Linked DNA regions of Mus musculus: region 2 is linked to region 1. The links are chromatin loops, found by intact Hi-C in ENCODE. Cell type or tissue: left cerebral cortex. All regions are shown on one strand. Each heading gives the region's core, and the rest is flanking DNA. Links, peaks and the distances in the headings are about the cores only.

Evidence for each region. Hi-C counts contacts between places; a loop is a spot of excess contacts. Peaks named below come from ENCODE experiments on the same cell type or tissue, not always from the same donor. Only the 100,000 strongest peaks of a DNase experiment are listed, where the experiment ranks them.
Region 2: it touches region 1 in a loop (7-fold over the local background); 23 of 42 quality-filtered maps call a loop at or near these places.

The regions. Positions count from the first base shown.
Region 1 is chr8:122,266,796-122,278,279 of GRCm38, forward strand. It overlaps Zfp469 (zinc finger protein 469), which reads left to right. Exons shown (of 3, transcript NM_001362883.1): 3 at 1-5,855. The coding sequence ends at 4,569. It overlaps Gm39269 (a long non-coding RNA gene), which reads right to left. Exons shown (of 3, transcript XR_879285.3): 2 at 11,347-11,401; 3 at 7,083-10,881. Among named protein-coding and RNA genes, the nearest start is that of Zfpm1, 9.6 kb to the right of the region's middle. In left cerebral cortex, for the core only: CTCF peaks have their summits at 2,836 (motif pointing left) and 6,540 (motif pointing right); DNase peaks (open chromatin) are centred at 2,338, 2,753 and 6,544; H3K4me3 peaks cover 656 bases; H3K27ac peaks cover 647 bases.
Region 2 is chr8:122,362,823-122,374,306 of GRCm38, forward strand. It overlaps Trhr2 (thyrotropin releasing hormone receptor 2), which reads right to left and starts at 6. Exons shown (of 4, transcript NM_133202.3): 1 at 1-6. Gm39270 reads right to left here. Exons shown (of 2, transcript XM_030243895.1): 2 at 10,469-10,718. In left cerebral cortex, for the core only: a CTCF peak has its summit at 7,031 (motif pointing left); DNase peaks (open chromatin) are centred at 5,924, 6,555 and 7,009; H3K27ac peaks cover 309 bases.

The sequences.
Region 1 (11,484 bases), core at 1,562-9,561:
GGCATGCCCACAGGGCTCCACTTGACCCTAGAAACTCCTCTGAGCGGCACATCCAGCGACTCCAGGTCTGACTCTCCTCAGTACCACATCAGTATCTCCCATCGCCCTCCCCAGAAGAACTTCTCCGACCCCCAAGACCATAAACGGAGGCCCCGTGGACTGAACAAAAAGCCAGAGCATGCAGAGCAGACCCCAGCTGAGCTACCCGAGACCTGCCAGCTCTGCTCAGCCTCCTTCCGCTCCAAAGCGGGCTTAAGCCGGCACAAAGCCAGGAAGCACCGGCCACAAAGGGAACCTAGATCCCTGCTGAGCCCCATGCCTGTGCCTGCTTGCCAGCCTTCAGATCCCATGACCAAAGCATGCCAGACTCCTGGGAAGAAAAGCCACAAGGTGTCTGAGAAGGGAAGACCGAGTCGCCCGGCCCTGGGGGCTGGCCGCTCTTCTGGACCACCTCCCCTCCAGGACACCATGGGTCCTGAGATACTAAAAAGGACTAGTGAGAAATCTGAGGGAGCTGGGACACTAGACACTCCCCTCAGCCAGCACCCACCCACCCTAGGCCTCAGTGAGCAAGGAGAGAGTGCAGAGGTTCCTGCCTCAAAACCAAGGAGAGCAGACAGATGGGGAACAAACCAGCTCCATCCTGACCAGACAGAAGTGAGGGGCAAGAGGCAAGGTGGACAGCCTGCCGATTCCCCCAGCCACCCAGAGAGGAAACCTAACAGGAAAGGGGTAAAGCTGAGGGCAAGGAGGCAGAAGCATGGTCCCGGAGGCACTACCCACGTGACTTCAGACCTACCAACCGCCTGTGGCCATCCTCTCATCCCCCTGAGCCTCTCGCCTGAGGGAGGATGCAGGCCAGCTGTCAGGCCTCCACCTCCATCCTCCACAGGAGGACCCAGAGCACTGGAAGATGCTGAAGACGTTGGTCCAGGGGCCCTGTGTACAGAGGAGGTACCAGCACAGAAGGCCCCCCAAGAGCATCCGGTCTGTCAAGGGACGATAGAGAAGGAGCATCCGGTGGAACAGAAGGCCACCTGGACACAGTGGTTCTGGGGACCAGAAGAGGCCACGGCATCGGACATTAGTGGAGAACCTTCACGGGCTATTGAGAGCCAGCCTACAGAGGACCACACAGGAGTCAAAGGCAGGTCCGATGAGGGCACTGGGAAAGGGACACCTGACTTACCTGACAGGACACACAGTTCTGAAGTGGACAACACCATCAGTAGCTACCCCCAGGGACCTATCAAAGACCCGGAAACCCAGAATGAAGTCCACGGGTCGGATGGCGCCCCCAGCCCAGAGCAAAGGGACCCTCCAGACTTGTTCGATGATGACATCTCCTTCTCTCGGCTCTTCCCCCTGGATGGCCGCCTCACTCAGAAGAACCTACGAGTCTATGGGAAGCGCTGCCAAAGGCCAAAGTGCCCATCACCGAAGGAGCCCATCGCTGAGGTGATAAACAGTGTCTCACTCGGCTCCACGCGCCTGCCTACCGATCTCAGTGACTCGGGCTCTCTCTGCCTGTCCCGAGAGGAAGAGGATGTGTGGGATGATGAAGTCATGAGTTTGCCCGAGTCCCTCCTCCTCGATGGCCTTCTAAGCAATAAGACACCTGGCCTTGACCCATGGACCCCCAGCCTCAGCCTGTGGGCCCTGGAATCCGACAGGCAAACCAGCTGCGTGGAGGAGAAGCCTTCCTGCTTGATGGAGAACCAAGATGAATGGTCAGAGCCCATCCCGCAGCTGCACATGGTCCCAGCAGCCTGGCGGGACCTGGAACACTGTAGCCCAGCCTGTGAGACAGCCTCTTCTGTTGGAGACATGAGCCCGGAACCCCCTAACCTAGAAAGGGAACATGACAACAGGCCTCCTGGAAATGCCAGCCTGCCCCCACTTTACGTTAAGGACTTTGAGGCTCTCAGCACCCAGCTGGAGATACAAGACCTGTGCTTTCTGAGACCCTGTAGTGACCTTGTTGAACTCTCTAACCCAGGCGCCCTAGACTTCCAGGTCACAGCAAATTCACAAGGCCCTCCAGACAAAAGAATGGAGGGAACTGCCCGGGCCAGACGAGCCAAAGGCAGAGACCTGCGGGTGAAGGGCAAGAGGGCCTCCTACAAGTGCAGGGTGTGCTTCCAGCGGTTCCATAGCCTGGGCGAGCTGGATCTCCATAAGCTGTCGCACAGCCCCTCGCCGCCCCCAACTTGCTACCTGTGCGTGGAGCGCAGATTCAGTTCCCGGGAGCTTCTACGGGAGCACTTGTGGGAGAAGCACGTGCAGGGCAAAGCAGGGCCGTGGGCCTGTGGCATGTGCCTGAAGGAGGTGGCTGATGTCTGGATGTACAACCAGCACCTTCGGGAGCACGCAGCCCGCTTTGCCCGAAATGGCCAGGCGCGGCGAGCCTTAGGAGACCTGCCCGGGTGCTTGGAAGGGGAAAGCGCCCTCACGCACTTCCTGAACACCATTGTGGAGCGAGCATCCAAACCCCAGAGGACCAAGCGCTCGATCGGCAAAGACAGTAGGGAGCCATCAGAGCAGGAAGGAGACGCTGGAAAGAAAACCCCAAGAAGGATGAAGCGCAAGGCACGTGCCTCGGTCACCCCCAGCCAAGATGGCGCCGAAGGAGGCAGCCTATCCGTTCTGACCAGCAGTTCTGCCACCTGCTCTGACTCTGCCAAGACGCCCCCCGCCCCGTCCCCAGACCCTTGGTCCCACGGCGAGTCCCCGCTCCAAGCTGTACCAGTGCACGAGGACTGCAAGGACCCCTCCCGTGACTGCCACCACTGTGGGAAGCAGTTCCCCAAGCCCTTCAAGCTGCAGCGCCACCTGGCGGTGCACAGCCCACAGCGCGTCTACCTGTGTCCCCGGTGCCCGCAGGTCTACCCTGAGCCCTGGGAGCTGAAGGTACACCTGGGCCTGACCCACGGGGTGACAGAGGAGAAGGAGCTCCCACACGTGCCTCTCTATGCCTGTGAGCTCTGCGCCAATGTCATGCACGTCATCAGGAGGTCCTTTGTCTGCAGCTCCTGCAACTACACCTTTGCAAAGAAGGAGCAATTCGACAGGCACATGGGCAAGCACCTGAGTTGCGACCTGCAGCCCTTCACACTCCGGAGTGTTAAGCGGCCAGGGGTTCCTAGGAGGAAGACCCGTGTCTCCCAGGATGTGCTACCCAGCAAGCAGAACAGGCTGATGGCGCCCTTCAGTCCCCCTGAGCTCAGCACTGACAGAATCCCCTCCACAACCAGCCCTACACCAAGTGAGGTGTCCCTTCCTGCACTGCCCCTAGCGCCTAGCCTCATCCTGGACCAGCCCAGTTCTCAAGAGAACCCTGTGGACCAGGCAGACCACTCACCCAGGGGGAACAACCTACCACTGAGTGGCCAGGATCTTCCACCTCCGTCTCTGTCTCCTTTCTCAGCTGCCTCAGCTGAAGGTACAGGCGGCTGCTGCAAGCTGAACAGAACCCTGGAGAAACCAGAACACGAGGCTTCCTTGGGAAGCCTTGAGCCATGTAAATGGCAGGCTCTGGTAGGGGAAAAGAGGGCCCTTCACCTGTTCCCAGGAAAACACAAGAGTCCAGGCAACGGAGACAAGTGTGCCCCTGGGTGTTCCCCAGGGCACCCCTCTCAGCTCCAGGAGAGGCTAGTGACCACACACCACATGGCACCTGAGGGGAGAATAGAGGGTCCCTCCCAGAAGGGCAATGCCACCAAACCAGGAGCCTACTCAAGTACCTCCCATCACAGAGCAGCAGAGCCCACCAAAAAAGCACTGAAGCCACCAGCACCACCCCGAAAACCAGGAGGGATGGGGATCCCAGCCGCAGAGCTGGTCTTGAGTCCTGAGGACAGGGTAAAGCCCAACACTTCTAAAGGTAAACTGCGAGGCACCCCTCAGAGCAGTGGAGGGCTCCAGCCTGGCACTCAGACAGGGGGTGGCAGCCAGCCCCAGCCAACCAGTGGGCAGCTCCAAAGTGAGATGGCCTCCACCCCTACTGAGCCCAGCTGTCCTAGCTGGGCGAGCTCCACCCCGGACCAGCCCCCACCTCGAGCCCACACCAAGGGTAGCACCAGAGGGCCTGGGGACGCTGTTCATCAGGGGGTCCAAGTGCATTCAAGTCCCAGGGAGAAAAGAGAAAGCCATGGAAGACAAAGGAAGGGCCAGGCCCTGGGACTGGGCAGACATGGAAGCGTGGGAAACACTGGGAAAGCCCCCTTGGCCCCCGACAAGTCATCCAGGGCCCCCCGAAAGCAAGCAACTCCCAGCCGAGTTCCCCCTGTCAAGTCGAGACCCAGTGGCCAGAGCAGCAGGGCAAGGCCACAGCCATCAGCACAGCGGAAAGGGGATCCAGGCCACACTTCAGAAAAGGGCTCTTTGCCCCAGGCAAGAGCCCTGTCCAGGCCCTACAAAAGGGTCAGAGCTCTCCATGTCAGTGGTGTTGCGCCTATGGAGCCCCGAGACCGCCGGACTGCAGAAGCCCAGAGCGACCTCCTCAGTCAGCTGTTTGGGCAGAAGCTGACCAGCTTCAGAATCCCTCTGAAGAAGGACAGTTCCCAGTGACCCAAAAGAGAGGATGCGTGGGTGCCCGGCTGATGGGCTTCTGTCTGGCCTCCAGCATTGGAGACAGCTCCCTGGTAGACCCACTGCCTGTTTCTCTGCACCTGAGTTTCCAGATTCGAGGCCTGAGAACAGGGCTTTGGCTGGAAGGCTGGGAAGGACCGGTCTCTACCGCCCAGGGATCACCTGCTTCCCTAGTGTCAAGTACTTGAAGAGAGCAGGTTGCATCCCATCACCGCCACCACACCCTGTTGGCCAGGTGTCTCGTGCTGTAAAGCTTGTGTTTGAGGGTTTGCACAGGGTTCCCCGTCTCTTAGCAGGGAAGCACACAGTGGCAGCTGCCTTTTCTGCTGCCATTGTTAAAATTCCAAAGTGTCATGGGAGAGGGCCATGCTGTCTACTTGGGCCATTTCTGAGCCACCTGGTCTTTGACAGCATGACAGGACCACCCTCCCCCACCCGCAACCACAAAATCGCGCTGGCCTCCAGCTGCACTGCTGATCTCTGCAGCACCTTGTCCCCACCCCACCCCACCCCCCACCCCTGGAACTGGGTTCCTATAGGGAATGCAAGAAGGCCCTTCATGGCCAGCATCCTGTGGGTCCCTCAGCCCTACGGCCCCTTCCTAGTGCCTTCTTTCCCCATGGGGCTCCAACTCTAGGTCCCAGAAAGCCTGGTCCAAAGGCTCTGGTGCTACTCCCGTGCTGTAATGTGAATACAGGCTCCCTGGTCTTCTTTGAACCACGGGATGATTAGAGTGGGGAGACCTAGCCAGAGAGGCTGCAGCCCAGGACTCAAGAGAGAGCCTCATCCACCGGTCTCCCCAGTTGAGCTCCAGCCCAGGGTCCCAGCAGTGAAGGGACCCCCCAGGCTGGGCTGTGGGTCTGGTCTGTGCACTGGCACAAGCCTGCCAACTGCACACCTGCCTGATATAGCGTTGTGTATCAAAGTGGGCAGAGGGAGAGGTTTCCCATTCCTCCTAGGAGTCTTAGAGATTCCTGCCTTACTTTGTTGTGTAGTTTGTTGGCTTTTTGGGGTTTTCTTGTTTTTTGTATTTTTGTTCTTGTTTTTGTTTTTTAGCTTTGGTGCAATGTGAGTGTCAAAAGGTTTTATTTTGACATTTTAAACAAGACCAAATCAGGCCCAAACTGCCTCCATAGAAGGTGCTGGGGTCTTTCAGAATGCCTCCTTCCAATGGATAAAGACGTGGGCAGCCCCCCCCCCAGGTTGTACTGTAAAAGCTACAGCTAATTTGTCTTTTCAAATATATTCCCACTATTTTCGCAGAAGCCCCGTGGCTATGTAGCATCTGTCCTCGCTCCCACTTCTCACCAGAGCCCCGATGTGGCCCAGGCAACATTTGTTCTGTCTGTTGTACCCCAGGGTCATTGTGTGCTATAAGCCAAGCCAAAGCTGTGGGGACACTTCAACCAGGTTCCCAGGGGATAGGAATTGTCTAAGATGGATTTAGGGAAATAGGGAAGTGGGCAAGGTGGCAGAAGCCAGGCCAGAAAGGGAGGGGAGGGGTTTGACTATACAAGGCCCTCACTCCTTAGTGTTGGGGCTGGGAAGCTCAGGGGAGTGACTGTCTGATCTGGGCCTTAGAAAAGGTTTGATAGACTCAAAATGAAGACCCAATGGGCCAACCAGGTCCACTGTCCTGCCCTGTCCTTTCCTCTGAGCAGGAGTCTGGGAGTACTGTGGTTAGCAACAGCTCCAACGCCTCAGACTAGGGTTGAGTGTCATGTGTCATGTGTCACAGACTGGCGGAACTCTGCAGGCTCACACGCCCTTAAGAGGGGACTCTGAGGGCAATTTCTTGGAGCCATCTAGGCTATGTTCAGAGTTTGACGGGAGTAAGCCGAGCCTCTGTTCATATCCCCCCTTACTCCTATGCTCCCTCTTCCCCACTCCCAGGCCATCCTGTGACCAGTAGACACACAGAGGGCATAACCCCAGCCTGACCACCAGGTGGCAGCATCTACTCAAACGGGGAGCCTGACTTGCCACCTGTGTGCAGATGCAGCCCTGGAGGCGCCTCAAAGTGCAGCAGACAGAACTAGGGCTCTCCAAACACAGTCAGGGACCCTGTCAGCTCATGGGGCCCACACTGATTAATGTTCACACATGTATAGGCGCTCTCTGAAAGCACACCTGCTCAGCCTTCAGGACATATATTCCAGATCCTCACTGCCCACCTGGAAAGTACTTTGATGTAAGCCATCTGGGGTGTATCTGGGAGGCAAGGGCCTGACACTGAAGGAGCCATGGGTAAGTTTCCCTGCGGAGCACACTGAGAGCCAAGAAACAGCGAGTTACCCAGAAGGGTCCCAGCCCTGGGAATCATTGGGGCCACAAACCTTTTCCTTGACCTTAGGCAGGACCTATCTCAGCCTGACTACGGAGGAGGGGAGGAGAGATGACCATGCCCATAGTGAGATGGAAGACAGGGGACAGGTAGAAACTTCCAGTTTCACCTGGGGACCAGGCAGCATAGCCAGCCACACAGACAGAGCTTGGCTCAGGTGGACTGCATTCTCTGATGGAGAAACAGAGCACCCAGGAAGCACGGCATGTTTATTGTATAGAGCTGAACAGAGAGAGTTATTGAATACAGCTGAACAGGGGGCGGGGTTTACCGTGTGCAGCTGGATGGAGGAGGCTGGGTTTGCTAATCTGGGTAGGCACAGTCTCTACAGGGAGCCGTCTTCAGGCTGTAGACATCCACGGTGTCCATTTTCTGCACACACTATCAACGCCCACACATGGACCAGGAGAGCAGGCTTTGCCATCTCCCTCTGGGTCTGAGACTAGGGTCGTTGACAGGGCTCTGCTTTCACTCAGAGCTTCCTCTGCTCCCCTCAGGCTGCTTCGGATGCTACCTTTCCTTGGCTTGCTGCAGAGCCTTACAGAATCTGTGCTCCTGGGCGTAGGAAAGTGTGGCCAGTATGGGGAGAACTGAAAGCCCGGCATTGGGCAGGCAAGATGGTGGCTCTGTGGGTAAAGGCGCTTAGTGTAGAACCCACAAAAAGGCAGAAGGAGAAAGCCAACTCCCATGTCTTCTGACCTTCAAATACACACGCACCCTCACACACAATAGGGTAACAAAAGGCAGGCTCCAAAAAGGCACATTTAGTGGAATAGATGCTGCCTGGGTATACGAGGGGACAGCGTAGTGCTAGGTGCCCATGGCTGGGTCCCTTGTGGTGTTCCCATGAGGCATTGGGGCTGGTAGATTCCAGAGCCCACAGGAAAACACACACTTGTCCATGGTACATGGCCAGGCAGACCGAGTTGTGGCACACATATCCATTCAACCTCCAGCATCAGAGATGAGTGAGCTAGGATGGGCCTCAAGGGACGGTCCCCAATACCCTGGGGGTGGGGCATCAGACACAATGAGATCCATACTGCTGCCCTCTCCGTTTGCAAGGGAACCCAAGGTCACAGGCCACTTTCACACAGGACACTGTCTGCCTCCCCGACTGTTGGCACAGCCTTGAGGGTAAAAGGTCAAGGTCACTCACTGGTCTCCAGCTCCGTGGAGGCAGGGAAAGGCAACAGGGGTAGTCCACCTAGGCCCAGGGTTTGCCTGGGAATGGATAAGCGGCACAGCCTCAGTCTCCATTTTTCAGGACACCTCCCCCCGTGATGTTTCTGGGTCCCTAGGAGGAGAGCATAGAGCTTGCCCACACTGTTGATAGTGGCAAGACTTGCCTGTCTCCTCTGGCCCCAAGCGGACATCATGCTCAACACACATCCCGCTACCCTGGCTGGCATTCATAGCTTTCTCCTCAGCCCCGACTCCAGGCGGAAGCTGGCTGGCACAGAACAGTGTGGACTCCACCACCAAACCTTGCCCCCATGACAAGCAGTCACTGATAAGACAAAGCAGAGGAAACAGCAGGGGTGGGGGGAGGAAGGGGGAGCTTAGGGGGGGGCACAGAGGTGATCCACACTGCTCTGTGCTCCTACTGCAGGCTGCAAAGTGACATCACACACAGCTTCCATAGTCCCCAGCAGACCAGAATGGGGTCCCTCTCACGGTGTAGAGCAGGACATAAGACAAAGGCTACCCGTGCTCCAATATGGAAGTGGGGGAAGGATGGCACACAGTAGCTGCAGCCAAGAGAGGGCTAGAGGTCCACCCAGGTGATGCTCGTCTCCTTGCTCCAACCCTGCTGAGCCCCACGAGGACGACTGTGGGTCTAGCATTGCCATTGAGGTCCTGTTCCAAACAGACTGTCCACTGTTTACCCAGGACAGCTATGGCTGCCAGGCAGACCTCCCTCCACCTGAGCATGGCTGAGGGTTGGCGGAGCCCTGGGGACACGGGGACTCTGCCTATGCCTGCAGCCACCCAGAGAATCTTGCCTTTCACTTGCACCAAGGACTCCTCCAAGGACCACATGACTACATCTTGGATACACACCCCAGTGTGAAGCTCTCTCTCTCTCTCTCTCTCTCTCTCTCTCTCTGTGTGTGTGTGTGTGTGTGTGTTTGTCTGTCTGTCTGTCTGTCTGTCTCTCTGTCTGTCTGCCCTTTTTGATTCTTCTGCATCACCTTAAATTCTGCTTAAAAATAACAGTGTGTTCCCCCAGCATCTTGTCATCAGCAACCATGGGAGCCATAGCACATGACCTTCCTCTCTGGCTACCACTGGTCTTGATCTGAGTTCCTCACACCATAGGCTCCCATGCCTAGATTATGGCTGCTGGCCCTGGACGTCCAGAAAGGCTCCTCCCAGCCTTCATCTGTAGCCGCTGAGTACCCACCCATGCATGACGACTGCCCAGGAACTCCTACCCCAGCAGCCAAAGCTGAATACAGGATTCCACATGGGTGCTGACTGAGCAGAGCCTGGCCCTGTCTCCCTACTCCACCTCCCTCACTCCAGCAGTCACAGTCAGCTGAGGCGCTGTGATGGTTGAAGGCCTAAGCAAGCTTCCTAGTGACATTAGCCTCAGGCCAGCCTAATATTACCCAAGGGTTTAAAAAGCTTGCACATGCAACATCCTTGCTGACTCCCCATTGGCCGAAGCAGGTCTTGTGGCCAGAACATGGGTGAGCCTAGGAGATCTGGGTGAGGGCTAGGAGTGAGGCCTGCTCAGCCTACACCTCCCTCCGCCCCCAGATATCAGTCGCCTCCCTTACCTCCAGTCCCATTCTGGTCATTTTATCACCAGCCTCCCCGAGCCACAGCTATACTGAGGACCGCCTCTGAGTCAGCTTTGCAGTTACTACAACACAATGCCAGAGGCAACCAAGCAGACAGAGAGAAAGGTTCCAATGAACTCATAGCTCTGGAGGTTGAGGGTGGGCAAGCACCTGCATCTACCCACTTCTGGAGGGTAGTGGGTGAAGGAGCTAGCATCCATGGTCAGAGATCATAGGAAAAGCAAACTTCACATGTTATTAGGAGTGGAGAGAGCCCAGGAGGGTATAGGGACTCCCTGTCCCTTCAATTGCACATCCCAGTGATCGAACAGCATCTACTGGACCATAGCTTGAGAAGGTCTCAGTACCCCTGAACATGTGAGAGAAAAAGCTCTAACATAGGCTTTAAGGGGAGACTCGGTATCCCCCCAGCACCCCATGGCGTTTCCTCCTTCTTGACTTCCCAGGACACCTATCCTTCCTGTGTAGTCTACACCCACCCACTGTGTTTAGCCTTCCAGGGTTCCCACAGAACCAGCGTCTAACCTTCCAGGACTGTCCACAGCCCACTGCCACCTTACAGTCTCATTCTGTCCTCTGCCACCCGCTGCGTCTGACCTTCCCCTGTATCCCAGACACTCATTGTTCCCGTCCACCATCTCCCTCTTTCTCCAGCCTGCACAGCGGTGACGGATGTCTGAGGTTCACCGCCTCATCTCAGTACGCCAACCTGGCCCATCGCCTTTTGTGGGGAGAAGGAAGGGAAGGAGGAACGGAGGCGGGGTAGAAGCCGGGGACCTGTGAGGTGACACAGATGAGGCGTGGTGAATGTGCAGAAGGAAGCAGGTCGTGCCAGTGACATGTTCTCCTGACCTCGAGGTGGTGTCCAAGGGAGGATGTGTTTCTGGCCACACCCTTGCCCGGAGGGCAGATTAAAGTCACATGAGAAGCAACACGAAGGGCGGATCTTGGCTGATGCCCACCGTATCCAAAGTCGGCAGCATCTAGGCATAAGCCTGTGGTGGCTGACTGTCAGGGCACGCTTGCTAGAGACCTTGGCTGTGTACATTGACCCTGGAGGCCAGGTGGAAGGGCTTGTGCAAATGTCCCGAGCCAGCTCTTTCTTCAGATGGTGTTGTCTTCTGACATCTTTGGTGGCTGAGAACAGGGACAAGGACCTGCCTGAGCCCTCTCCCCAGAGCCAGTCAAAGCCAGGAAAAACAGGCCAGAAGCACACACAGCCTAGACAGCCAGCCAGATGGGGGAGCTCTCTATAGACCTGCCTCCTTCAGTGGCCTCCCAGTTCCTAACTTAATTTATTTTGACATCCTGGCTGCCATTTGACCTCCTCGGGGAGTCACATGGTGTTGAAAACTCATTATCCTCTATTGAGACAGGAAGTTAATTAAACCCTTCACAGAGCTGGTGGTGACAAATGTCAGGATGGCCCTTAGCAGGGCTGCCTGGTGTCTTCAGGGCCTGGGATGACTGACAGTAGAGGAAGAAAGAGAGGCCTGACCCAGGCAGGGGGTAGGGAAAGACCTGAGCCTCTTCCCCAAAACAGCATTCAACATCCATTCTAAGACAGGGCATTTTCCAGAGGGAGTCCTGCTCTGCTCTTACCTGCTGTGTGGCTCCAGGCAAGTGACTTCACCTCTCTGAGCCTCCATTTATCCACCTGACAAGACAAACGGTAATTGTATCAGTTCCTCCTTCAGAAACTGTTATGCTAAGGCACGGACAGGCACGGAGGCTGGTGCC
Region 2 (11,484 bases), core at 2,201-10,200, 97 kb after region 1:
TCCTCTTTCCAGGTTGGGCTAAGTGGGGGGGTGGGGAGGGGAGGGATAAGAGAAAGGAAGGAGGGGAGGGAGAAGGGGGGAGCAGAGAATGAGTAGAAGGAGGTGGAAGTAAGGAGGGAGGGAGGGAAAGAGAGAGGGAGAGAGGGAGAGAGACGGAGAGGGAGGGAGACAGAGAGGGAGGGGGGAGGAAGGGAGGGAGAGAGAGAGAGAGAGAGAGAGAGAAAGAGAGAGAGAGAGAGAGAGAGAGAGAGAGAGAGAGAGAGAGAGCCCAAGCTTCAATCATTCCGTGGAAGGCGGCTTTACCTTCTGCTGACTGCAGTATTACACATGTGCGCGTGTGCACCTCACACAGCCTCACCAACTTCTCCCAGCTCCTCGGCTCCCCTCTCACCCTCCCTCTGCAGAGCAGGGAGTCCCAGGGCCAATCTGTACCAACATCAGCAGCCTAGGTCTCTCCAGCAGGGGGGCGGGGAGGGGAAGCATGGACACTGTCCTCTTGGGCTTGGGTGGGTGAGTGCTCCGGTTCATCTGGCTGGCAGGGAGTCCTGCTACAGAGCAGAGCAACTCTCTACCTGACAGAAAGGAGGAGGACAATGAGCCCAGAGAGGAACCTGAGGAGTGGGGCCAAATCCCCAGTGGCCAGCTAAGAAGGCAGCTCCAAGCCGAGCCCCTATGGATGACCTAGCCCCAGGGTCCATGAGAGACCAGACTAGGAAGGGGCTAGACTGGGCAGAGGGACAAGGGGGACTCCATCCATGTGACTCTGAGGAAGCCATTATCCTGACTGGATGAAGACTTCAAGTTCAATCTTTTGGGGGGTGGAAGGGCGAGTGGGCACCCACACTGTAGTAAGTAACCCAGACATCTAACCCATGCTCTGCAGAGAGGACCAACAAACTCATTGGGCCTTCCCAGTAAACTTTGGTGGAATTGTGCCTCAGTTTGACCTTGGGACCCTTGGAGGCGATGTTTACCTCTCGTCCTGGGAAGGAATTTTGGCAGCACAAGTGCGTGCTTTGGAAGGGCGATGATGTCACCCATAATTTGGAGACATGACACAAATTGTTGCATGGGGAGGGGCCAGGTTGTTTACAGAGAAAATCTTGACCTGTTGGTTTATCTGTACAGGGTTTGTGGGAGAGCGACAAGGGAATGGAGATTACTGAGATATCCAAGTCAGGTGAATACGTGATGGGCACGTCTGTGGCATACCTGCCTGATGGGTGGGATTCGCATAGCAAGCAGAGATGCTTTGAGAACAGATATTACACGCCCTGGGGGGACGCATCAAGGATGGAGGTATCAGCAAACAGCTGATAGCACAGGCAGCCTGGAGGGAGACAGGGAGAAGAGGCTGGCCTTTCTATATCAGCCTGAGACTTAGCAGTAGGACCAGATGAGAGAGAGTACATGGAGATGTTGGCCTGTTGCTTTTTATGTCTGGGGGGGGGGGGTCAAAAGGGAATAGCACCTGTATTCGACCAGAACCTATGGGGAAGGAACTTAAAAGTGGCAAGATACTCCTCTGGTCCAGCCTGTAACATAACGGCAAAACCGATATCCTGACATGCAGACCAGGGCCTTAACAAAGTCAGTGTGGAAGACTAAGTGACCAGAACACTGGGTAACAGAGCTGGTGGGACTAGGGAACATTTAGAATGAGCAATGCAGGAATCCTTTGCCACCTGACTTGTGAGGCTTGGGACATGGGGTCAGATGGCATTAACCTGAAGAATGCTGCCGAAGCGGAGAAGAAGCTGGGCAAGGCGGCTGCCCATCCCTTCCTTGAGTCAAAGGCTTCACAGTACAGAGCAGCGCAGCAGAGTGAGGGGTCAGTCCCTGGTGGAATGGCGCAGAGGAGCTGCTAGGGATACCTGGCTATCTATCCATAGTCGAGGTCTCCCTGAATATCAGGGACTAGAAAACAGAACGGGAGGCCATAAGAGAATTGGGCAGGTGGGAAGTGGTGTTAGGAGCCCAGTTCACGAGCCCATCAAGACTTTATTTATGGGAGACCTAAGAGACGGATTCAGCAAGGACAGCGAGACCAGTATGAAGCGCTGCAGCTATGCTGAGCCTCATAATAGGTGGGGACCTAGTCTTAGAGTTTTACCGCTGTGAACAGACACCATGACCAAGGCAACTCATATAAGGACAACATTTAATTGGGGCTGGCTTACAGGTTCAGAGGTTCAGTCCATTATCATCAAGGTGGGAGCATGGCAGCATCCAGGCAGGCATGGTGCAGGAGGAGCTGAGAGTTCAACACTTTGTTCTGAAGGCAAACAGGAGATGGCATCATCAGGCAGCTAAGAGGAAGCTCTCAAAGCCCATCTGCTCATTGATACACTTCCTCCAACAAGGCCACGCCTACTCCAACAAGGCCACACCTCCAAATAGTTCCACTCCCTGGGCCAAGTATATTCAAACCGCCACAGACCTATATGAACCAGGAGAGGCTTTGGCCCACCTAAATGACTCAATATACACCCTGGTTTTCAAGGTGCTAAAGCAGGTAGGAGCAAGAAAGAGGAGAGAGCCAAGCAGAAGGGCCTCTCTTGTGTCTCCTGAACACAGGTATAGCTGGATTTGTGTCACACAGGAATCCCTAGGGATAAAATTCATGAGCAACCAAACTCTGGGTTGGTTGACTAACGTGTGGAGAGCTTTAAGGCAGGCCAGCTACAACTCACCAGAGGAGTAAAAGTGACCAGGGAAAAAAATGACCAGGAGATGCAGTAGGTTTGCTTGTCCCCCACACTGATAAAGAATGTCCCTTGGAGGGCTGGAGAGATGGCTCAGTGGTTAAGAGCACTGACTGCTCTTCCGAAGGTCCTGAGTTCAAATCCCAGCAACTACATGGTGGCTCACAACCATCTGTAATGGGATCTGATGCCCTCTTCTGCTGTGTCTGAAGACAGCTACAGTGTATTAGATATAATAATAAATAAATCTTTAGAACAGAGCAGGCAGGGCCAACTGAAGCAAGCAGAGGTCCTGAATTCAAATTCCCAGCAACCACATGATGGCTTACAACCATCAGTACAGCTACAGTGTACTCATATATACATAAAATAAATAAATAAATCTTTTTAAAAAATGTCCCTTGGATGGGAGTCTTCCCAGCCACTCCTCGAAGGGATGGGCAAGGTTGAACTCACCTGTGAGGGCCACACAGGATAACAGGAGATGCCATATTGATGACTTATTGATCACTCATCAATAAATATGCAGGTTACACGGGCCCCAGTGGATACTGGAGCAGGATGCAGATCGATTCTGTTACCCACAAACGCACCAGGGTCATTAGATAGTGGCTGATGGGTATAGAGGATAAAACCTGCAGCCATGCTGAGCCTCAAAATAGGTGGGGACCTAATCTTAGGGTTTTACTGCTGTGAACAGACACCATGACCAAGGCAACTCTTATAAGGACAACATTGCATTGGGGCTGGCTTAGGGTTCCGGAGGTTCAGGCCATTTATCATCATGGTGGGAACATGGCAGCATCTAGGCAGGCATGGTGCTGGAGGATTTGAGAGTTCTACATCTTGTTCTGAAGGGCTGAAGACTGGCTTCCAGGCAGCTAGGATGAGGATCTTAAAGCCCATACCCTCAATGACACACTTCCTCCAATAAGACCACACCTACTCCAACAAGGCCACACCTCCAAATAGTGCCATTCCCTGGGTCGAGCATATACAAACCATGACATTCCACTCCCTGACCCCCAAAGACTGTTCAAACATATGAGTCTACGGGGGCCACACCTAGACATAGCATAATACAAAATATATTTAATCCAACTTCAAAAGTCCCCATAGTCTATTAGCAGTCTCAACAATGTTAAAAGTCCAAAGTTCAGCTAGGCAGAACTTTTTTGGTGGTGCACACCTTTAATCCCAGCACTTGGGAGGCAGAGGCAGGTGGATTTCTGTGTTCAAGGCCAGCCTGGTCTACAGAGTGAGTTTCAGGGCATCCAAGGCTACACAGAGAAACCCTGTCTTGAAAAAAAAAAATCTCTTCTGAGATTCATCCAATCACTTAACTGTAATTCCCAAGACAAGACAAGAAACCAGCTGGGCAAACTCCAAACTCTGCATCTCCATGGCTGATGTCAAAGCAGTCTTGAGATCTCCCAACTCCTTTTTCACCTTCAAACTTCTTTCTTCTGGGCTGGTTCTACTCCGTTAGCAGCTTTCCTCAGGTATCCCACGGCTCTGGCATCTCGAACATCTTGGAGTCTCCAAAGCAACTTCAATGTTACAGCTTCTTGTTCCAATGTCTGGGATCCACACATGATATTCTGGGCTTCTCCAAAGGGCTGGCAGTTCTCCTCCAGCTCTGCCCTCTGTAGCACTCTAAGCTCAGGTTGATCCACTCCACTGCTGCTGCTGTTCTTGGTGGTCATCTCATGGCACTGGTAACTCCAATACGCTGGGGTCTTCCTCAGCAACTAGGCTTCACCAGTAGCCTCTCATAGGCTTTCTTCATGATGCCAAGCCTCAACTTCTTTGCGTGACCTTCTCAATCCTGGGCCATCAGCTGCAACTGAGGCTGCATCTTCACCAATGGCCTTCCCTGGCCTCTCACAGTGCCAAGCCTCAGCTGTTCTCCATAATGTCTTCATTTCTTTAAAACCAGTACCACCTTGGTGACTCTTATACATTACCAAGTCCAGCTGCTGCACAAGGTACAATCTTGGCTATCTCTGCAACACGGCTTCTTTGTGCTCTCAGAAAAACACTTCCTAGAAGATTTCACTTCAGTGATGCTAGTCTCTTCTTAATCACCACTAATGTCTTAGCTCTTGCTAACCAGCACCATTGTCCCAGTAGTCCCCTCCTCTTCTTGACTCTAAAGCCAGAGCCACATGGCTGAAGCTGCTGAGTTCTGCTGCTTGCTGGGGCTGGAACATGGCCCCACCTCCAAATCGTGTCACTCTCTGGGCCAAGCATGTACAAACCATCACAATGATAGTGAACTTAACCTCAAACTGTAAGCCAGCCCCAATCAAACGTTTTCCTTTATAAGAATTGCCACAGTCACAGTGTCTCTTCACAACAATAGAAACCCCCACTAAGGCTCCAAGCAGGAGTGGGTCCTGTGGCAACACAAATGAACAGGAACACTATGTAAATTGTTGTGTTGGGTGGAGACGATGCCCCAGTTGAGGTACCTGCTGGGCATTTTTGTTTACATCCACAGGCTACTACCATTGTGGTACACGACTATCCTCCTAACCATATAATGGTTACCATCTTTGTGCCCACTTGCAAAACCCACCCAAGCTAGGCTTGTTGACTGTTTATATATCCTCATAGGAGGAAGGGGTGGCAGGGCCAGGGACCCCTTACCAGCCACTCCATGCAGGGAGGAGCTAGGGTATGTTAGCACAAAGATTGAGTATGTTCCATCTGTGCAGCTACGAGAAAGCCGCCATCTGTGCCAGATGTGCGTGGCCATTTGAAGAGAGCTAGCACTAACGCACCAGCAAATAACCTGTCACCTGTGCTTTCTACGGAAGCCCAAGAGATCCACTGGTCCTGCAGAATAAAGTTCAGTGTAATCGTAACTCAGTTTGTTGTTGAGAGCCGAGGAGGAGGCTGTAGCGCTGTTTACATCTCCATCTGAGAAGAAATTTAACAATACACGTGCAGGGAACCTATCTGTGGGGTTCACATCCTTCCATAAGAGTACCCCAAGTGCACAGGAAATGGCACTGTGCCTGAAAGCCTGGCAAGCCACTCTGCTACAGAGGCCATGGAGTCAGGCTAAGCTGCATTCACGCGTCCTGGCCTTATCACGTGGAGAAGAACCGCCTGCTGAGTCCATCAGCCTACAGTAAAGTGAGAGGCAGGGATGTGGTCTGGGAATCCTGGTTACACACAGCAGAAAACCGGCAGCTGACTGCAGAGTCTTGAACAGATTCTCTACCCATGAGTCACCTCTACCTCTGTTAACACGATCACCACCCAAATATAAATTTCTAAGCAAGCCAACGTGCTTTGCGTCTTTACGCCGACTTTATTTCCCTGTGTGCATCTGCCTTATGTAGCTGTCACCCTCACAATTATGGTGAGCACACCCTCACAGTTCACCTTCTGCATCTGACCTGGAGCTGACCGTACCTCTCACGAGGGTTCAGCACAGCATACTCCCAAACGCACGGGGAAGGTGTTCACAGTTCTCAGCCAGACAATAGCCAGCTATAATGCTCATAGCTGTGGGACAGATACTAGCTCTGTCTTGGGCCCATGGAGGAGGTCGAGAGTGGGGCTTCTTAAACTTTCTGCTCATGATCTCTTTGAAAGCCCAAGAGAATTTTACATGACCTAGGTTCATAAGGATATAAAATATGCACATAAGCTTGTACTGATAATCTCAAGCTTATTTTTATAAAATTACTTGGAGCTGAGGCGATGTTGCTAAGTTTAGCAGAGTGTTTGCCTAGTGCACACTTGAGGGTTTGAGTTCTGTCTCCAGCACTCAAGGCATGGTGGCGCATACCTGCAGGAAGATCAGAAGTTTAAGGTCATCTGTGGCGACACGGCAAGTTCAAGGGCAGCCTGTGTTGTGTTACATGTAACCCTGCATACATACACTTCTGAATAGAGGAAGGAGCTGACCCCACGTAGGCCCTTTGCCACAGTCACTGGCTCACCCAAACCAGGAGCTGAGGCTCTTCGATGCAGAAGGAAGAGGAAAAGAAAAAAAAGCCAGCAGAAGCCAGGGGTCTCGGGATCCTCTATCCAGCCTCCCTGGGTTAAGAACCTTGGCTGAGAGATGTTGAATAAGGTAGATGGGATCCCAGCTGGGCAGAGGACAGCCTAAAGTTGACAGGACTGGTAAAACCCTCCACGCCAGAGAGTGGGCCCCCTGCTGATCCAGCCGGACTCTTTCTCCTTGCCTCAGAAGTAGAGGTCCCTCGCATTCAGAGTGAGTCTGCTTTAAGCTGAGTTCACAGCTGGCCAGCCAGAACAGGGTCAGTTGCAAAGCAGAGCTCTACTCTGGCACGCCCTCTGGTGACCACATGAAGAATCAGTAAGGCGGTCCATTCTAAAATTCAGACAAAATCATTTGTCAGCTACTCTTGACATTACGGAGAGTGAAGGCTGAGCAAACATGTATGGCTATGTCCACGCATGCCTTGAGAATGTAGAGACTGTAGGCCTGGGAGCCTTGCAGGGAGGGCAGTGGAAAATGAGACCTGCACTTCCCAACGTTTCCTGTTTCCTCCGCTGGGGTATTCAGGTGGACAACAGGCAGACCTCGAAACCCAGGGCTTCTAGAGGTGTTCGGGTCAGAGCCTGGGCCTTGCAGCCACATTAAATAAACCTTTCTCTGCACTTCACTACCACTTGTCTGATGAACTGGCATGCTGAATCTGGGTGACTGAGCCTTGGTCGTTAGGGCTACAAGGCTCCGGCTTCTGACTCTGTGCCGCATGTCCCAAGAGGAGCGACACACACACACACACACACACACACACACACACACACACACGGCAACAGGTTGGGCAGTTTCAGCCAGGTGGAACTGTTTGGTGTACACTTTGTAAAAGTCAAATTGTACATTTTAGGGACTGGAGAGATGGCTCAGTGGGTAAGAGCACTGACTGTTCTTTCGCAGGTTCCGAGTTCAAAGAGTTCAAATCCCAGCAACCACATGGTAGCTCACAACCATCTATAATGAGATCGGGTGCCCTCTTCTGGTGTGTCTGAAGACAGCTACATATAATACACATAACAATAAATAAAGCTTTAAAAAGTTGTATGCTTTATATGACTTTTTATTGCTTGTACGTTGTCTCATTATAGTCCCCAGTTTAGAAAGCCAGCCCCTCCCCCGCACCTCTCCCTCTGCGTACCCCCCACCCCCAATCTCCCTCCTTCGTGCTCTCAAGAGGCAGCTATTTTCCATTCTTTCGTCTTTGCAGGCATTTCCCTAGCATTTATCCTGATGATATCTTTCCTATGCTGTTTCCAAGCCTTTCCCTCCTGTCTGCCCTGGAACTCCTCATCTTCCTGCTGCCTCCCAAGGTCTCGGTTTATAGGCGGGCACCACCACTGCAGTTCATACTGACAGCCCCCAGACACTTGCCTCTCTACACATCATTCACACCCCCGCTGGCAGTCTGTGTGACTCACTTGCTCCACACCTTTCTTGGTTTTGTTTTCTGGTTTTTGTTTGTTTGTTTTGTTTTTTGAGACAGGGTTTCTCTGTGCAGTTACTTGCTCTGTGGACTAGACCTGGTCTCGAACTCACAGAGAGGTAGGTACCTGCCTGCCTCTGCCTCCTGAGTGCTGGGATTAAAGTCGTGCAACACACACACACACACACACAGACTCATGGTTGGTTGGTTTTGCTTTTGTCAACTTGACACCAGCTTGACTTACCTGAGAAGAGGGACTTCGGTAACTCATCATTTGTTACTTGTCGGGTTCTTCTTTCTTCCACCCTTCTCCACCATTTTCCCACCCTTCCAACCCCCTCACACTATATAGAGAAGAAAGGGTTAGAAGGGGGGTGTCGTTAGCCTTAGATTACTTCCTGTTGATTAAGGACAAGTTCCTTGGGGGCAAGTTTGATCTTTGCTGTCAGGATATCTAATTTCTTCTTTCTTCTCTGCTGTGACTACTCAGCAAGCCTAGCATTTATAGACCCTCTGAAAAGTCCCCAGAATTCCAAACATCACACAATCACAGAAACTTGTAGTAAAAACCAATTTAAGCCCACCCTCCACTAGCTTAACCAATAAACGAGTCTTGGACTATGGTTCTTTTATTTGACTTTGACAGTTTGTGGGGGGTGACCCCTAATCTACTCTTCTAACTGCAGATCTGGCCACCTCCCCAGTGGTGTACCCCGCATACTTATTGTTTCTCCTGGCCATGTGCTCATGGGTTCATCCCCTTTCTCCTTCCTCCTTCTCCCCCTCTCCTCCCCCAACCAGGTCACCCCAAACCTACTTACCTCCAATCCCTCAGTAATTGGTCGTAGCCTATTTTATGTAACCAATAATTTTAAGTCTAGGAACAAGGTTTGCACAACCAAAGCTTGTAACCTTGACAAGTCACTCCTAGGCCTAGACTGTCAGGTACAGAATTTGCATACTGACCAAACCTCGACAGAAACTGTCTGCAGCTGGCAAAAGCCACGCCCCTGCTAGATTACCAGCCCGATCTTTGGCAGCCGCTGTGGACAGCCTGAAGCAGCCCGAGATCCCACACCTGGGATTAAATGGAAACTTATTCTTATATTTCTGTATCTTCTAAATATTTTATTTATTATTTTATGTAAGTCCACTGTAGCTATCTTTAGACACACCAGAAGAGGGCATCATATCTTACTACAGATGGTTGTGAGCCACCATGTGGTTGCTGGGATTTGAACTCAGAACTTCGGAAGAGCAGTCAGTGCTCTTACCCGCTGAGCCATCTCACCAGCCCTTCTGTATTTTTTTTTTTAAAAGAAAACAAAATTCCACAATTGTCACTACAAACTTCAACTGAGAAAATGCCTCCACTGGCTTGTCTGTAGACAAGGCCATGTGGTGTTTTCAATTAATGACTTGGATGGCAGGGCTCATATCAATGTGGCCGGTGCCACCCCTGAGCAGAGGTAGTCTTCAAGACTGCAAGGAGGCAGCCAATAACCAGCATTCCTCCCAGTGTGTTTCAGCCCTGACTTCCCTCCATGCAGGACTATAAACTGTGCTGTTGTTGTTGCTGTGTTTCTTTTGCTTTTCACGACAGGGTTTCTCTGTGTAGCCCTGGCCGTCCTGACTCACTCTGTAGACCAGACTGGTCTCAAACTCAGATCTGCTTGCCTCTGCCTCCTCGGTGCTAGCTACACCATCACCCATCCTGCCAGGCAACTAGACTATATATAAACTGTAAGCTGAAATCGACCCTTTCCTCCCCAGGTTGCTTTTGTGATGCTATTTTTGACACAGCAAAAACAATGATCCTCTGTGTTTCTTCTGCCATTTGACGTTTTCAATATAATTTATAGAGTTTCACCCCTGCTTCCAAATAGTATCTTTATATATTCCAGATTTATGTAATTTTTAACAATTGCAACATTGTTAGTGTGTAGTATTAGTTACAATATTGAAATATCTTCTGATAAATATTTGGGCCATTTCCACAACTTTTCCCTGTATTTTTAAAAAAGATTTATTTATTTATTTTATGTATGTGAGTATACTGTAGCTGTACAGATGGTTGTGAACCTTCATGTGGTTGTTGGGAATTGAGTTTTTAGGACCTCTGCTCACTACGGACAATTCTGCTCCCTCAGTCCCTGCTCGCTCCGGCCCAAAGATTTATTTATTATTATAGATAAGTACACTGTAGCTGACTTCAGACACACCAGAAGAGGGCGTCAGATCTCATTACAAGTGGTTGTGAGCCACCATGTGGTTGCTGGGATTTGACTCAGGACCTTCGGAAGAGCAGTCGGGTGCTCTTACCTGCTGAGCCATCTCGCCAGCCATATATATATATTTTTTGGTGTCTCCTCTTGTCCATGTCTCCTGGATCCCAAGGTCACCCACCAATCTCACATACTTGGAATATCAGAATCACCTGGGTCTGTTGAATGGAGACTGCAGGGATTTCTGGTGTAGAACACTCTGCCGGGGGCATGCCTTGATTGGCAGGGCTGAGTAGTACACACAGGTGGCACCTCTCCCCAGTACATCTGGAGGGTGGCTGAAAAGAATTCCATCCATGGTAAGACCCAGGCGTGAATAAATGTGAATCAGACAGAGGGGTTTCAGGTAGTTTGAGAGGCCCATGCGAAGAGCTGGTGTCTTTAGTTAGGGTTTTTTATTGCTGCAATGAAGCACCATGACCAAAGCTAGTTGGGTGAGGAAAGGGTTTATTTGGTTTACACTCCCACAGCACTGTTCTTCATCGTCATCGTCATTATCAGCACCATCGAAGGAAGTCGGGACAGGAACTCAAGCAGGGCAGAGGCTATGGAGGGGTGCTGCTCACTGGCTTGCTCCCTATGGCTCAGTCAGCCTGCTTTCTCAGAGGACCCAGAAACTCCAGCCCAGGGATAACACCATGCACTAATGACTGGGCTTTCCCCTCATCAATCACTAATTTACAAAATGCCCTATGGCTGGATCTTATGGGGGCAGCATTTTCTCAGTTGAGGTTCCTTCCTTTCAGGTGACTCTAGCTCATGTCAAGTTGACGAAAGAAAGAAAGAAAGAAAGAAAGAAAGAAAGAAAGAGAGAGAGAGAGAGAGAGAGAGAGAGAGAGAGAGAGAGAAGAAAAGAAAATCCCATCCAGCACACCTGGGGACAGGAAAGAGGATGTGAGTATGGGAGAAATGGGCCAGGGACACCAGGCCATAGGAGGCGGGGCACCAGGAGTGTAGCTTTTATCTTGTGGCTGAAGAAGCCACTGCAGGAGTTGCTGAAATTGGGTTCTAAATGAAGCAAGAGTGAGAAGAGGGGACTTTGGT